Regions from separate parts of the Homo sapiens genome. Here region 1 is linked to region 2. Evidence: read pairs that join two places in POLR2A ChIA-PET (ENCODE). Cell type or tissue: GM12878. All regions are shown on one strand. Links, peaks and the distances in the headings refer to the core of each region. The heading gives the core; the rest is flanking DNA.

Region 1 (4,398 bases), core at 145-4,144, 110 kb before region 2:
GAAGGAGCTAACAGCTGGAGTCAAGGTGTTTCTGGAAGGGGAAGCTGAGTGGTCCACAACTGTATCTGCATAGAATAAAGGCTGGGAATGTACCAAAATGTTAATAGTGATAATGGAATTATGCATTAAACTTATTTTCCTTTTTGTACTTTTCTATATTTTTCATGTTTTTGCAGAAAGCATAATAATCACAAAAAAAGTATTATACTCAGAAAAATAGGATTTTTTAATTTTAAAATGAGGACTATCTAGGGATTTCTGTGTTCCTTAGTCTCTCTTACTTCCATCTTCACCCATCCTTTGAGAGTGGTAGTCCTAATGTATTCATATTAATAGTTTGCTTAGAGACATTTGTGTTGACATTATTTCCAGAATAAGACAAAGCCTTAAATTACACACACATACACACACAGAGTACTGCTTTTGGTTTGCTTTCTGTGGTCTTGTTTTTCTTCAAGTTTTATAAGGAAGTTTCCAGTTTCTCTCTCATTGTTGGACTGCATTGGAAGAAACAGAAAGAGTATGGGTGGGCAAAGATGGGAGTTTACATTTACTGCCTGCTACATACAGGGCAAGAGTAGGAGTTTTACAAAAAACAAGGTCCAGAGTCAAGTATGTAGCCACACATCTAGTAAAAGCTGGAGACAAAATTCACTCCAGTCAGTTTGGTCTCAAATCTTTGCTCATTCATCTATCTCTAGTGCCTTCAATCAAGAAATATCCATATCCTGCAGCTCAGCAAATTTGGCAAAGCTGATCATCAGAAACGCCATTGCATGCACTGTGGAGTTCTGCCAAGAGTGGGCAGAAAGTCAAGAGACTTGTTTTCTAACCCTGGCTATGTTCAAGGTATCAGATGACTTTGGACAATTTGTTTTCTTGCTCGTGGAGGCAGTGGCTGGGGCTAGTGGTTTCAAAAGGGCTTTCCTGCCCTTAACCTCTGACTCTCTCAATATTCATTTATTTGTGCATTACATATGCAATTAATACATTCATTTATATATGTATATAATGCTCTCAGCAAGCCAGTGCTATTGCCATGCCACATCTAAATAACTCATGAATGCATTCTGCTTCTATAGAAAATTGAGATCTTTAAATAGTTCCCTGCTATTGCCTCACCCAGAACTACTGATAAAGACAACTGCATTCACTGCAGCATTATTTACCAGCCAAAGACTGGCAACAATTCAAACACCAGTGGATAGAGGACTAATTAAATAAGCTATGGCACAGCGTTGCAATGGAATACTATGCAGACATATGAAAGATTTAGCGGACTTAGCCAATACTATCTAGGCTGGGCTTCTGGGACACCATATTCTCATATTTCCCTCCTCCCTGATTGGCTGTCCCATCTCAGTCACCTGTGTCAGACCTTCTTCCTCTTCCCAACATCTAAATGTGAAAAGGACCCAGGAATCAGTCCCTGGTCTTCTTCTGTCTATATTCTCTCTCTACATTCAATCCCAAAGTTTAAAATAGTGTCTGATGATACCCAAACTTCTATCTCCAACTCTAGTCTAAGCCATGCCCTCTAAACTAAACATCTCATTGCTTCCTGAATATTGTATTCATTAATATTTGAGTGCCTATTAAGGGCCAGGCACTGACTGTTCTAGGCACTGAAATTACAGCAGTGGAAAAACAAGACAAAGTCTCAGCCCTCCTTAACATTCCAGCAGCAATAACAGAAAATAAACAAGGGAATGGTAATTATGTTCTATAATGCCAGGTAGTGCTAAGTGCTGTGAGGGAAAATAAAAACAGTAAGAAGACGTAAGTGATGGGAGCTCTTTGAGATGGGATGACCAGGGAGGGCCAGTCTGGGGAGGTGACATACAGGAGTGACGCATGCCAAGGACAGGGTGGACGAGCCTTCCAGGTGAGGAGAACAACACGGACAAAGGTCCCAGGATGGGGACGTGTTGGCACATTAGAGAAACAGGAAGGAGGCCAGTGTGGCTAAGCAGAGTGAGACACGGGAGTCAGGGGAGAGGACATCACAGCAATGGACAGGGGACGAGCCCATGTGGCCCTGTGACCATGGCAAGGAGTTTAATTAATGAATATGTGTCCTGGTATAGAACAATTTCTAAGATGTATTGTTCCATGAAACAGCAAAGTGCAACTGTTGCTTAGACTCCTTCTGGAAGGACACACAAGAAATTGTAAAAGGTGGTTGCCTCTGGGAATGGACACCAAGGGGGAGCCAGTAACAGAGAAACCTATTTTTCAATGATAATTTTTTGTACTGTATTAAATTATCCCCAGGGACATGAATTATTTTTTTCAATTTATAAAAATCTCCTTCTATCTGGTCACTGGTGGTGTTCTAACTGGCCCAGTGGACTAAGCCACATTTGCCTTATCAATAGAACTCCTCAGCCTCATCTATTGCCTCCCAGGGTCCCTAAGCTTTTCAAGTTCACTTTGTTATCTGAATGGAGATCACCGCATCCTGTAGGTTTGTTTTTGTTTCATTTTGTTTTGCAGGAGGGAGGTTCCTCACCTCCAAGACCAAAGACCAGAGTCTGTCCTTCTCCTGAGCTCTCAGTGGCTCTTCTGTGGAAGGATACTTCTCCACTCCCGTCCCAAGGAATCTGAGAGCTTTGCTGTCCCCAGGTTACAGTGTCCGCTCCTCTCCCAGTGGCTCCTGGATGTTCTAGACCTCACGCAGCCAATTCCAGGGTGCACCACTCACATTAGTTTAGACAATACTATTTTTAAAGGACAGCTAGAATGTTTAGGAGGAGAAGGAGCTGTTTCACATGCCACTGTTTGTCCCTGGCCTGGCCCCCGCAGAACTTGAGACCCAAAGCCATAGCTGTCTTGATTCACAGATGAGGAAACAAGTTTATGGAGTGCAATACTTGTCTAAAGTTGCATAGTGAGTTTATGAAAGAATCAGGACTAAAATTCAGGTCCCCAGATTTCCAGTTCCAGGCTCTTTCCAGCTAGATCTCCCACCCCAATCCTAAGTCCAATCCAATTAGCCTTTTCCGTGGCTCCATGCTTGACTTTCAGCAGGAGCTGAAGCAAGAAGAGGGAGGAGGAGAATGAGTTGCCCAGCCAAGGCAGTTTCCGGAGCCTCCGAAGGGGCACTGGCCTCTCATGGATTTGGCAAATGCTAGAGGCCAGCTCATGAACACTCCTGGGTCTTTTAAGGACACCCTAGTAATCTCCTCGGACCTTCTTTGCAGACCTCAACACACACATGATTTCCCTCTCATGCTCTAAAAAAAAGAATCAGAGTCAGTTGTACTTTAAGTTGCCTGCAGAAACCTCATACCAAAAAAAAAAAAAAAAAAAAAAAAGGATGGGGGTTGATAATTTCTTTCTTTTTTTTTTTTTTTTGTATTGAGACAAGGTTCTCCCTATGTTGCCCTGGCTGGTCTCAAACTCCTGAGCTCAAGGGTTCCAACCGCTTCAGCTTCCCAAAGTGCTGGAATTACAGGCCATCGCACCCAGCCGGAGGTTGGTAATTGTAAAAGCAAAGATCAAATGATCAAATAAAGCAACACTTCTCTTTGGTAATGCATGATCATAAAGAGGAATGTTTAAAAAGACACCAAGGACATAAGATCCCATTTTTAATGAATTTATTCATCCAAGGTTACACACTCACACACACTCACCTGTCCTAGTCAGAATGCACCACAAGATTTGAGAATGACAGGTCTGATAGGAGAGAATCAAGAGGAAGCTTTAAGAGTAGCCTTCCTGTAACACCCCCAAGAAAGTTCATTGTCAAGAGCTTTTATCCAGTGCAGGGGATGACAGTGTCATGCAATCCAGCATTGTGTGCAGATAGATTACCTGCATCACGTATGCTTTGTGTGGCAATGCTGCAGGTCTGTATCCACACAGCTGTGTCCCAGCCTCATTCACATGGAGGGTCCTGAACATACATAGACTTTGACTGCTTCATGCAGAAACCTTACCAGTTGCTCTTGCTGTGCTTAGAACCATGGATATCTGAACAGCTTCTGAGGATAACCTTAGCCGAGCAGCTCTTTTGGAATTATGGGTCTGGCTCTAACCTCTGACAGTACTCAGAATAACAAACCATTTCTAACTTACCAGCAAATTAGTAATTCTTACTGCAGTTGCTATTTCTTTGGGGGAATGTATATTATTATATTATTTTGGATTGCTATTTTATTAATAATTCATAACCATAAAATGAAATGAAAATAATAGCTACTATCTTTTATTGAACACTTTTCTGTATGCCAGGTGCCCTTTTAATCAAATGGCCTGAATAGCTCATTTAATGTTCAAAGCAATCTTAGTAGTAAATTATGATAATCCCCAGGTAACAAAACTGAAGAGATGTTTGATAAGTTGCCAGTTGTACAGCTGATAAGTCAGGTCCACCTGCCTCTAACATTCATG
Region 2 (4,398 bases), core at 188-4,187:
TTGTGAGAATATCGTACAGTGTACTTACACAAACCTAGACAGTATAACCTACTACACACCCAGGCTATATAGTCTAGCCTATTGCTTCTAGGCTGCAAACATGTACAGCATGTTACTGTACTGAATACCATAGGCAATTGTAACATAGTGGTATGTATTTGTGTGTCTAAAGATATCTAAAAACTTAGAAAAGATCCAGTAACAATATGGTATAAAAGACAAAAAATGGTACACCTGTAGAAGGCACTTACCATGAATGGAGCCTGCAGGACTGGAAGTTGCTCTGGATGAGTCAGTGAGTGAGTGGTGAGTGTGAAGGCCTAGGGCATTTCTGTACACTGCTGCAGACCTTACGTACACTGTATACTTAGGCTACACTACATTCATTTTTTAATATTTTATCTTCAATAATAAGTTAAACTAGATTACTGAAGCTTTTTTACTATAATTTTTAAACTTTTGAATCTTTTGTGACAATACTTAGCTTAAAACACTAATACATTGTAACTGCATAAAAATTGTTTCTTTGTTTTTTGTTTTCTTTTGTTTTTTTCTTGAGACAGAGTCTTGCTGGGTCTCCCAGCCTGGAGTGCAGTGGTGCAATCTCGGCTCACTGCAACCTCCACCTCCCGGATTCAAGCAGTTCTCCTGCCTCAGCCTCCCGAGCAGCTGGGATTACAGGCACTCATCACCTCGCCCAGCTAATTTTTTTATATTTTTAGTAGAAACAGGGTTTCACCATGTTGGCCAGGCTGGTTTTGAACTCCTGACCTCAAGTGATCTGCTTGCCCTGGCGTCCCAAAGTGCTGGGATTACAGGTGTGAGCCACCATGCCCGGCCAAAAATTGTTTCTTCATATCCTTATTCTATAAGATTTTTTTTTCTATGTTTTAAATACTTTTTTTATTTTTAAAGAAGCAACACCATTCAGTTCAGAACACCCATACTGACTTTGAGCTGATGGCCTTTGTAGGTTTCTAACTGGAAGTGAAATTTTTTCTATTTTTAAAACTTTCTTTTTATTTCATAGTTACTTTTTAAGCTTTTTTTGTTAAAAATTAAGACACAAACACACACCTTATCCTAGGCCTATACAGGGTCAGGATCATCAGTATCCGTCTTCTGCCTCCACATCTTGCCCCAGTGGAAGGTCACATGGACACACCTGCCATGTGTGGAGCTGTCCTCTCCTATGGTAACAAGGCCTTCTGGAATACCTCAGGGAGGACCTGCTTGCACCTGTTTTACAGTTAACATTTTTTTTTAATAAGTAGAAGGAATACACTATAATGCTAAAAAGTATAGTATAGTAACTACATAAACCAGTAACTGTCACTTATGATCATTATCAAGTGTTATGTGCTGTACATAATTATACATGCTATACTTTTATATGACTGGCAGCGCAGTAGGTTTGTTTACACCAGCATCACCACAAACATGTGGATGATACAGTGTACTACGATGTTACAATGGCACAGTGGCTATGATGTCACTAAGCAATAGGAATGTTTCAGCTCCATTACAGTCTTATGGGGCCATTGTTAAATATGCAGTCCATCACTGAAACGCATGGCTGCATGTGGTAGAAGGTTTCAATTCATAAATATTAATTTATACTGCTGGTTTATGACTAACCCAGGAAACTGCATAATGATTAACAAATGCTACGATATAACCAAGTGAATTGCAAAGTCATCTACACCTGTATTAAAGTTCAGCTCAGAAAGGACTGTTTGGACTGTGTGTATCTAGCACTACGTAGAAGAGAAAGTCAAGGGCAAAGTTCCCACTCTCAAGAACTTTATCTTGTTGGGTTCATGAAAGGGTTTCTGGTGACACAGAGTAGGTATATAATCAGCAAAATGTGGTCTGCGGTTCAAATGAGTGCTCATGCCAGAGATTGGTTGGGTGCCAGCTATCAGTTCTTCCACCCTGTCCCTGGAAGCTATCTGCTACCTCTGGGGCTGGCACAACCCAGGGTGTGGCTGCGACTGCCTAGGGTGTGGCCACTGTGAACTGAGCTGCATCCCCTTCCTGGTGCACACCCGCACACACAAAAGTCACTCTCTAAGGAGTGGGAATATCTATCTCTTCGCCTTGGAATCTTCAGAAAATAATGATGTAGCAAATGATAGTTTTTTTGAATGTTGATTTAATTAAGCTGATTCTTTCTTTGAAAGAGAAGATTTAATGATTTTTCACTCCCTATTGCATTTATGTTTTCCACAACTACGACAAGAGTTTTCTCTGTGTTCTGAATTCTTCTTTCTTAAGATTTCTCTTTCTGGATTAGTCATAAACCAGTCTTTCTTAAATACATTCAGTTTCTTCCCTGGTTTCAATAGATATTGAGGGAAGAAACGGAAACCTGAATTGGTTAGATGCATACTTTATACCAGACACTGTGCCAGATGATAGAGATTATTTCAGGTGTGTATTCAGGGGACGGGGTGCGTGGTGGTGGTCATTCTGAAAGACACCTGCAGTTGCAGCTCAAATCATTTATTCCGTAAGTATCTATGAGCGTGCACACTGTGCTTGACATGGAAGATGCCAGACAAACGTGGTCCTGCTCTGTTTTAAGTGAAGGTTGTTATGGTGTATAAAGCAGGACACCTCACTTGGTAGGAGTGCAAGGAGGTATCAGGGAGGGCTGTTCTGCTGCCCTTCTCGCAGGCAGCTTTTCAGGCATTGCTCCTGCACCTATGCAGACGTGTCCATGGCTCGTGCGGGGGACCCTCAGGGAGAACAGTCACGCTGCTGCCCCAGGCACTTGCACTGTCCCTATGACTGAGTATGCATCCTCTGCAAACCACTGCTGTAGCATCAGACTCTGGGTACCCTTACTGTGAATTCACTGCCTTTCCAAGGTCCTAACTGTTGCTGGCTCTGCTTGTCATCATCCAGATTCATAACGCCATACATACCTTAACAAAGTGTGAGGAGAGTAACTTTCACTAGGGTGCAAATGCCCATCAAGTTTAACCTCACAGATTGCATTTATACTTTAAAAGAGGAGCTCAGTAGTAAATATTAATTTGTAATTATAGATTCTAACTGTGGATTGTAGAGCAGTTGCTTTGCTGTGACAGGCATCTATGCAAGAGGCACTTCTCTTATCTTGCCATCTACCTACCCTAGCCTCTTAAAATTAAGAAAAATAGAAGTCAGTGACTAAGCCACCAAATTTGAATGTGTTACCTGGGCTAGCTGGAGTGTTTTGGGGGAGAATTCTAAAACCTGCTCTGGTCTTAGCTCTGCCCTCATTTACTGAGCCTCTATTTCCTTTTCTATAAAGTGGAGCTAATAGGAGTTTTGTGAAGAGTAAAAGTGAGCTGAAAAGTGCTGGGCTGACACAAGGTAGCCCTGCACATAGCCAGGGAGCCCAGCATCCTGTCCAAAGATTAGAGTCTGAAAGCTCACTCTACTGATTTGCAAACTTTAACCTAAAGCAAATATGCTTAATTTTATTGTCCTTACATTTATTGCTTCTGAGAGACACCTTTTTTTTTTTTTAAGGCAAGGTCTTGCTCTGTTGCCCCATGCTGCAGTGAGGTGGTGCAATCATAGCTCACTACAGCCTCAGCCTCCTGGGCTCAGGTGATCCTCCCACTTCAGCCTCCTGAGTAGACATGAGAGTCTCCCTGTGTGGCCCAGGCTGCCTGGCCTCAAGTGTTCCTTCCACCTTGGCCTCCCAAATTGTTGGGACTGTAGGTGTGAGCCACCATGCTTAGGTGGCAGCTTTATTTTAAATGACCTGTTTGCCCCAGATGTGTTGAATTTAAGGATAGGCTGGAGGTTCAGTCATTTTTATTTATTTTCAAAGAGGTGTTCAGAATTCACACTCTGTTTTTCTTTTAATAACTACTGTGGCTTCCTCCTCATGCTGACTTTCTACACTTGGGAAGAGAATGTGGGCAAGGAAGCTTGGAGGGAAGCCAGAGACTCCTTGCTCTCTGCAGCTGCACAGACAGGCCAGGATCTGCTGACCTGTGGAACCAGCCCGCTGCAGTGTGTGCCCCCCAGCCCCCGGAGGGGCAGCGGGCATGCCTCAGAGAGCAGCTCAGAGTGAAGACGGTAGAAGGGGAAAACTGATGAGAATTATTGTGAATCATGGTGGGGAGGAGGGGTTTTAAGAAGTTAGGCCTGTTAGGCTGGGTGCGGTGGCTCACACCTGTAATCCCAGCACTTTGGGAGGCCGAGGTGGGTGGATCATCTGAGCTCAGGAGTTCAAGAATAGCCTGGCCAACATGGCAAAACCTCGTTTCTACTAAAAATACAAAAATTAGCTGGGTGTGGTGGTGCGCATCTGTAATCCCAGCTACTTGGGAGGCTGAGGCAGGAGAATCACTTGAACCCGGGAGATGGAGGTTGCAGTGAGCCGAGATCGTGCCA

The links. ChIA-PET counts read pairs that join two places held together with the same protein. Peaks named below come from ENCODE experiments on the same cell type or tissue, not always from the same donor. Only the 100,000 strongest peaks of a DNase experiment are listed, where the experiment ranks them.
Region 1: POLR2A ChIA-PET joins it to region 2 with 5 read pairs; 2 of 35 experiments call an interaction of 5 or more read pairs at or near these places.

What each region holds. Positions count from the first base shown.
Region 1 is chr1:165,530,384-165,534,781 of GRCh38, forward strand. The region is part of intron 3 of LRRC52-AS1 (LRRC52 antisense RNA 1); the gene reads right to left. Among named protein-coding and RNA genes, the nearest start is that of LRRC52, 11 kb to the right of the region's middle. In GM12878, for the core only: no CTCF peak of the experiment used is centred there; no DNase peak of the experiment used is centred there.
Region 2 is chr1:165,644,221-165,648,618 of GRCh38, forward strand. The region is part of intron 1 of MGST3 (microsomal glutathione S-transferase 3); the gene reads left to right. Among named protein-coding and RNA genes, the nearest start is that of MGST3, 15 kb to the left of the region's middle. In GM12878, for the core only: no CTCF peak of the experiment used is centred there; a DNase peak (open chromatin) is centred at 1,804.